Linked DNA regions of Homo sapiens: region 2 is linked to region 1. A link is a loop called in an ENCODE intact Hi-C map of the cell type or tissue named here. Cell type or tissue: heart left ventricle. All regions are shown on one strand.

Region 1 (4,000 bases):
TGAGACAATACTAAACTGTAATTTAAAATTTCCTTCCAACAAAAGACCCTAATCTTGGCACTTAGAAATAAATCTGTAATGACGTGGTGTTAGGCAGTGGAAGCAGGATTAGAGCCAAGGGACTCTGGGTGTGTTGCCAGTTGCTGATTTTCTCACTTTGGAAAGTCACTTGTTTACCCAGCCTTAGTTTCCTCATGTATAAAATAAAACTGATGGTGCCTGCTTAGAGAGCTATTAGAGAATTCAATGAGGTGATTATTTTAAAAGATACTGTAAACTTTTTCCAATGCTGAGTTGTTGTGCAGACATTAATGGTTATGAAAAAGATAAATTAGTCCTCGCTTTATATTCAGAAATGGTCTGACCTTTCAGTAAATTATGTTTAGTTCTTAAATCAAAACCCAGTTAGGACAAGAGAGCTTGAAGAGTACGTATACATAAGAGAAGTCTCACAGAGATATTTGAAAGGCTGGAAAATGTGCTCTGGAGGCAAACCCTCCACTGAATTGATGAATTCTAAGTTACATCTGTTGATATTTTTTGTGTGCTAAATAGCCTCCCAGTATGGTAACATTAGAGAGGCTGAAGGAACCTAAGAGGAGGACCCTACATTTATAGGTATTGAGGTAGATTGGTCTCTGCCCTTGAGAAGCCAATCAAAATTAGGTTGAGAAAGGATGTAGCAATTGTTCGTGGAATACTAATAGGCATATATGCACTTGTTCATGTTGATTCTCTATGTCACTGCTCTGTAAGAGAAGGAATGCCTGCACATCTTCAATAGGAAGTTGACAACAGTTTCTGGAAAGTTGGAAGAAAGTTACAGAATTATTCCTTTAGTAGTAATTATTCCATAGTTCTCTAGAAACATGACAAAACCTCTTGAAAAACTTGAGTCATAAAAGGACTGCCTCACATATATACACACACTTCCTGATATGCTGTGTAAAACTGCGTTTATATTCAGAGCCACATAACACAAATTTTGCCAGAAGTTGCTTTTTATACCACTGAATAGCTCTAAACTTTAAATTGTCTTTCATAAAATTGTTTCTTGTCTGCTGAGTGGACAGAATGTCTCTCTCTTCCCCACCCTTCATATCATTTTGTTTTCCTAAATGGGCCACTCTGTGAAGTAGTTCTTTACTTCTAGCCACCACCCCTGCCTCTAGAACAATGCAACCAACCTTAACCAAAGTCACATATCAAGAGTTCTCTGCTGCCTGTTAATGCAGATTTGACTTCTTTGTGTGTGTGTGTGTGTGTGTGTGTGTGTGTGTGTGTGTGTGTGTGTCAGGGTCTCATTCTGTCACCGAGGCTAGAATGCATTGGTGTGATCATGGCTCACTGCAGGCTCAGTCAGTCCTCCTGCCTCAGCCTCCTGAGTAGCTGGGACTACAGGCATACGCCACCACACCCAGCTAATTTAAAAAATATTTTTCTGGAGACTGGGTCTCACTCTGTTGCCCAGGCTGGTCTTGAACTCCTGGGCTTAAGCCAGTCCACCTGCCTTGGCCTCCCAAAGTGTTGGCATTAAAGGCATGAGCCACCGTGCATAGCCAGATTTGACATCTTAAAAGCCAGAGCTAGACATACTTATTGATTGTCTTCCTGGGGCCAGGTGCAGTGGCTCACGCCTGTAATCCCAGCACTTTGGGAAGCCGAGGCGGGTGGGTCACTTGAGGTCAGGAGTTGGAGACCAGCCTGGCCAACATGGTGAAACCCCGTCTCTACTAAAAAATACAAAAAATTAGCCGGGCATGGTGATGTATGCCTGTAATCCCAGCTACATGGGAGGCTGAGACAGGAGAATCATGTGAACCCGGGAGGTGGAGGTTGCAGTGAGCTGAGATTGTGCCATTGCACTCCAGCCTGGGTAATAGAGCAAGACTTCATCAAAAAAAAAAAAAAAAAAAAAGTAATGGAAACTCAGAGAAGGTTGCTGAAGGGAAGCTAGAAGGCCTCCTCCAGGACAGAGAAGTAATCATTTTACACTTATCACTTACGGTAACTACAATAGAATCAGTGAGCTAGTTGCTGAATACTTCTAGAGACATTGTTCACTTAAAGTGAAGGTGTGATAGTATGTGAATACCTGGGGAAGAGAAGAAAGCGAAACATTTTTAGGAAAGAAAAGGAAAGTATGTGACTTATTACTAATCAGGATCAATTTGAAGATCTGAATAGATTTTCACTGGCTAATCAGAGTTATTCTGTGGAATATCTGCAACCTCTGCAACCACTTTTGATTTTTCTGTGAATAGTGAGGTACTGAGATCCAGTAAATTATAATTTGGCCTTGATATCAAGCCATGAAAAAGATGTTTAGAACTAACATTCATTGGCCTCTTTCATTTTTTTTTCTCTTGGGGTTAATAAGGCGATTTATGTTATTTCTAGGCATCTGTTCATCCCCTCTTTAGCATATAGGGGAATAGAAATGGTTTATCCGGGATATGGATGTGGTAATGTGTCTTAGTCTGTTTTTGTGTTGCTACAAAGGAATACCTGAGGCTAGGTGCAGTGGCTCATGCCTCTAATCCCAACACTTGGGGAGGCCAAGGCGGGAGGATCGCTTGAGGCCAGAGTTAGAGACCAACCTGAGAAACATAGCAAGACCTTGTCTCTACAAAAAAGTAAAAATAAAAACAAGAAAAAGGAATACTAGATGCTAGTAATTTATAAGGAAAGGAGGTTTATTTCACTCATGGTTCTGCAGACTGTACAAGAAGAATGGTGCTGGCATCTGCTTGGCTTATGGTGGAGTTCTCATGTGGCTTCCACTCATGATGGACGGCAAAGGGGAGTCAGTGTGTGCAGAGGTCGCATGATGAGAGAGGAAACAAGAGGATGGGGGGAGGTACCAGTCTCTTTTTAACAACCAGCTCGTGTGGGAACTAACAGAGTAAGAACCTCTCTTAGTTCTATTAGAGTTCGACATGAGGGAGGGCATTAATCTATTTATGAAGGATCCAATCCCATGACCCAAATAGCTCCTCTTAGGCCCCACCTCCAACATTGGGGATATATATATATATATATATATATATATATATGTATGGTTTTTTAAATTATTATTTTTTTGGAGACAGTCTCACTCTGTCACCCAGGCTGGAGTGCAGTGGTGCGATCTCGGCTCACTGCAACTTCTACCTCCTGGGTTCAAGCGATTCTCCTGCCTCAGCCTCCCGAGTAGCTGGGACTACACCTCCACGCCTGGCTAATTTTTTGTATTTTAGTAGAGACGGGGTTTTACCATATTGCCCAGGCTGGTCTCGAACTCCTGAGCTCAGGCAATCCACCTGCCTTGGCCTCCCAAAGTGCTAGGATTACAGGCATGAGCCACCAGGCCCACCCATTGGGGATATTTCAACATGAGTTTTGGAGGGGACAAATAAACTATAACAGAAATAATTAGATAATGTGTTTGAAAGTCTTGGATGGAAGTCCGAGAGGGGAAGAGTGATGGAGTAGTACAATTCATAGCATGGCCCAACAGCTTCAGAATGAGAGGACATTCAGGGCATCCTAATTTCACAAGTTCATTCTCCTTTAAGTTTTTGTTTTTAGAAATGGGCTCTTGCTTTGTTGCCTAGGGTTCTCAAACTCCTGGGCTCAAGCAGTTGTCTAGCCTCAGTCTCCCAAGTAGCTGGGACTGCAGCCATGCACTACCAGGTCCAGTTCTAATTCATTCTTTTATAAACAGGTTACTGTGTGTCCTCTACTCTGTTCTCTGCTAGGAATTCTGGCATGATGAAGTCATAGCCATTGTCCTTATGGAGGTAATTCTGAGTATTACCAGGAAGATCCAGTTACCAATATTTTGATACACTGTAATAAGTACATTAATTCTTTTCCTATCTTTTGCATACAGTGCTTAATCAAAAAATGAATAATGGTTGTTTCAACTTACTTTACCATCAGCAGTGTGCAGTGGTTCCCATTTTTCCACACCCTCACTGACAAGTACCTCTTGTCTTTTTGATAATACCCGTCCTAA
Region 2 (4,000 bases), 210 kb after region 1:
TTTCTGTCTTTTTTTTTTTTTTTGAGGCGGAGTCTCGGTCACCCAGACTGGAGTGTAGTGGCATGATCTCAGCTCACTGCCGCCTTCGCCTCTTGGGTTCAAGCAATTCTTCTGCCTCAGCCTCCTGAGCAGCTGGGACTACAGATGTGCACCACCATGCCCGGCTAATTTTTGTATTTTTAGTAGAGATGGGGTTTCACCATGTTGGCCAGGCTGGTCTGGAACTCCTGACCTCAAGTAATCTGCCCACCTCTGCCTCCCAAAGTGCTGGGGATTACAGGCATGAACTGCCACACCTGGCCTAACGTTTCTTGAAGTACAGGCCTACTGGTGATTAATTCTTTCAGCTTTTGTATATCTGAAAACATCTTCATTTTACTTTAATTTTTAAAAGACATGTTAGTTGTGCATAGAACTAGCGGTTGATACTTTCTTTTCCCTTCTCCCAGTACTGTAAAAATGTTTCACAGTCTTTGCAATTGCATTTTTTAAGTAAGAAAATTAGGTATCATTCTAATCTTTAACCTCTGTATATAACCTGTCATTTTTCCCCTGGATGCTCTTAAGAATTTCTTTTATCACTAGTATTGAGCAATTTTTTTATGATCTGCATTGGTGTACTTTTCTTTATGTTTCTTGTGCTTAGGGTTCTTTGAGCCTTTAGATTTGTGGTTTTATAGCTTTCATCAAATTTAGAAAATGTTTTATCCTCATAGGACTATTCTGATTCTCCTCAGCTAGTAATTTCTTTACCTAATGGACCCATTTACAAAATACACTCCAGGTCCTATAAATTTTTTTTAATAGGTCATATAAAAGTTACTACCAGGAATCTGATGTTTATAGTGACAGAATCAAGTCTCGACACTTGGAAAAGAACATTGTCTGTTTTCTCTTGTAAACTCTGGGATTGCTGAGGTTTTCAAGGAAGCCAGGTACTAAACCACTCTGCTGTTACAGTCACTGTTCTTCTTTTTGGCTTTCCTACCTCCTGAGATTCTTGGCAGATGAAGGATAAGTGCTTCATAAGCCTGAAATGGTGGCCCTTCTGGGTCCTGTGGTAATCATCTGAGCACGTACTTTTCATTTCTGAGTTAGTACGGAGATTCCTGAAGTTCTGTCTACATCTTTCCAATGTTGGATTTATACCCAACATGTAGGAATATAAAATTTAGTGCTAAGATGATAGGTGTTCACTTTGTTCCAATCCTGTAATTTGCTGTGGTGACATACAAGGGAAAGAGAAGAGCCTTAAATATTTGCCTGCTAGCTATCAAGTAGGGGGGATTATACTCTTAATCTCATTTACATTTTCTTGTAGCTATAGCAAAGTTTGACAGGCAATCGTCATATCCCCCAAATTATATTAGTGTGCCAGTTACAGGTCTGTGACTCCTAAGTATTATTTTTAATACTTAGGAGTATTTTAATACTCCTAAGATTATATTTAAAAAACATAATCTCACCAGTACATTTTTATTCCTTCCTTTTTAATAAACCAGCTTTGACAGATGAAAAGGAATCTGTGCTGTAGCTCAGATTTCTCATGTTAGGCATATTTTAGCCGTAAACTTAATTATCGCAGGAATTTTCAAATGACTCCAACTTTTTCTGCACTTGGTATCAGAGGATACCAAGTCCTGTTTTTGAGCTGATAAAATCCTCCTTCTGAAAGCATTTGTTTATTATATTACTGCTTCACATGAGCTGAGCTCTATCCTGACCCCGTGTTAAGTGTCTGTGGTAGATTTCATTACATCCATATACTGGAAGTCCTGCCAATACACTGGCAGCAAAATCCTAGTGGAAAATAAATGGCAATAAAAAAGAGAAATGATAGCCTGTGTGAGTGGTGAGGAGCACAGCTTTATTGAGACTGGACAACCCCAGAGTAGTGACTTGGCATGCAGACATGAGCTTAAGAGAGTGTGAGTGAAAGCTGATATTGGAATAACGACTCTGTGGCACAGACATGGGAATAATTTAATTAATTGCACTGAAATTTCTTTGATGAATAGTTATGTGGTGATAAGCATGAGGTCGAACAGCAGAATGAGTCTCAGCTTTTTAATGGGCCAGCACAGCTGCGGTTTTGGATGCCTTCCCACTTTATTTCTGCCTGCAGCTCTCCACCGCTTTATTCATCCACATCTCAGCTAGGAGCACCACTCGCGGGGCCCCCTCTCCATGTCGGCAGAGCTGAGGGGCAAGTACATTTGGCCATGGGAAGCAGGCTGGTGACTGCTTTGAAATGAAAACCAGATCAAACGAAAATTGTAGGATGGTGTCCTTATGATGCCTGCACCTCCCCTCCTCCCCAAATCTCTAGGATGCTTTTACAGAGTCTTTGCTGCTACGTTGTATAAAGATTTTAATAAAAATTTCTTGTCCCTGGAGAAACAGGCATGTCTTTGTTGTCAGAGAGCTAGAGGGAAATGAGCAATGCAGCCCAGCTGGAGTACCAGCATTAATCCCATGATTCGTAGCCCGTATTTTCAGACAGATCAATTACTTATGGCTGTAACCAATCTCTCATCGTTTTCTTGCTGTGCAGGGCTCCATTTCCAGACTCGGCAGCTGACATAACCTTCCAACTTGATAGGACTTCAGCTGCAAATCTCTTCAGGTCTGCTGCCTCCATTCATCGTGGTTATACAAATGAGTTGTTAAATAAAAATCAAAAGTAAAAAATTATGGGTGGTAATCTCTGCCTGGCTCAGTAATACCCATGGGCCTAGGCAACATTTTCAGTTGGATTTTTAAAAAACAAGATGGATGATTCACTTGTCTGACTTCCTTCACTTTTATGGACAGGCTTTGCATGAGAGAAAAGCCATCTCTAGAGGGAAGAAATTATCCACAGTGGATACATTTCTTATCAATTTATAAGTTGAAAGATTAACTTAGAAGTGGAGAGAAAGGAGATTATGAGGAGACACGAAGGACATGTACAGGTGAGCTGTGTCTAATGCATTTCACACTGAGTGAGTCACCCCTTTTCAGCTGCTAGGCTGCCTGGGCTTAAGGCCAGGAGATTCTGTATCAAAAAGAAATGACCCTTGCTAACACAGAGGTGTCATGGAACATGTAAGCTGTTTATAGAGTATGTCACTGTGTGAATGTAGAACTTGTGTGAAGGATCTAAACCCAATAACCTTTGAAGAATTTACCCAGAATTTATTTAGTGTTTTCAAGTTATAACTACTCCTTGTGTGTATTGAACCCTTCACAGCTATGTCAGGCCAGCTAAGCCTTCCTGGAAGAGGTACTTAGGGGCCAGATAAAGCAAATTGGAGAATCTCTTTGTGATTTGACTCACTTTAGATGCACAGATGCTCATCTGTTAGGAAAGCATGTATTGACTCTCTTTGTGCCCTTTTCTTTCATTGTCACTCCATCATTTCCATCTCTTCAATGAATAGTCCTTTGAGGACTTTCCCATTTTCCCTATAATAACCAACTACGAAAATTTGCAGGAAGCAAAAAGGAAAATGTGGACATCTAGAGAATATAAATGGTTTTATGTTTAATCTAGGGGGAATTATGTATGTATTTATATATATTTGTGTATGCGCCCTGCATGCTTGTTGCATTTTGCTGTATGCTTTAGAAACCTTTGCCTACATGGAACCCATTAGTAGTGTCCTGGGACAGGTATTCATGAACTCTGTTAACAATTAAGGAAGTAAGTTCCTGCTGCTACAGGCTGACAGCCACAGTTTCCCCTTGGGCTTGTATGGCTTTGGATTGATTCTAAAGAAGCAAAGGAAACATACAGAACATACTTGTTTGATTTGAAAGTTAAAAACCGGTCTGTGTCTGTTTTCTTCTCCCTTTTCACTCTAGCCCTTCTTAGGCATCCCAATGCGAGTAGTAAAACATAAATCATGCAATATCATAAGATACTGCTACAGCTCTTGCCCTGCCCTGGATTTGTTTTTTTGTGCATCTGAATTTTATTATGATCCATAAAGCAGTATGGAAATGGCTCATTGGTAGG

The links. Peaks named below come from ENCODE experiments on the same cell type or tissue, not always from the same donor. Only the 100,000 strongest peaks of a DNase experiment are listed, where the experiment ranks them.
Region 2: it touches region 1 in a loop (6-fold over the local background); 1 of 110 quality-filtered maps calls a loop at or near these places.

Annotation. Positions count from the first base shown.
Region 1 is chr7:69,885,517-69,889,516 of GRCh38, forward strand. The region is part of intron 1 of AUTS2 (activator of transcription and developmental regulator AUTS2); the gene reads left to right. Among named protein-coding and RNA genes, the nearest start is that of AUTS2, 290 kb to the left of the region's middle. In heart left ventricle, no CTCF peak of the experiment used is centred here; no DNase peak of the experiment used is centred here.
Region 2 is chr7:70,090,678-70,094,677 of GRCh38, forward strand. The region is part of intron 2 of AUTS2 (activator of transcription and developmental regulator AUTS2); the gene reads left to right. Among named protein-coding and RNA genes, the nearest start is that of AUTS2, 490 kb to the left of the region's middle. In heart left ventricle, no CTCF peak of the experiment used is centred here; a DNase peak (open chromatin) is centred at 2,134; H3K4me3 peaks cover 835 bases.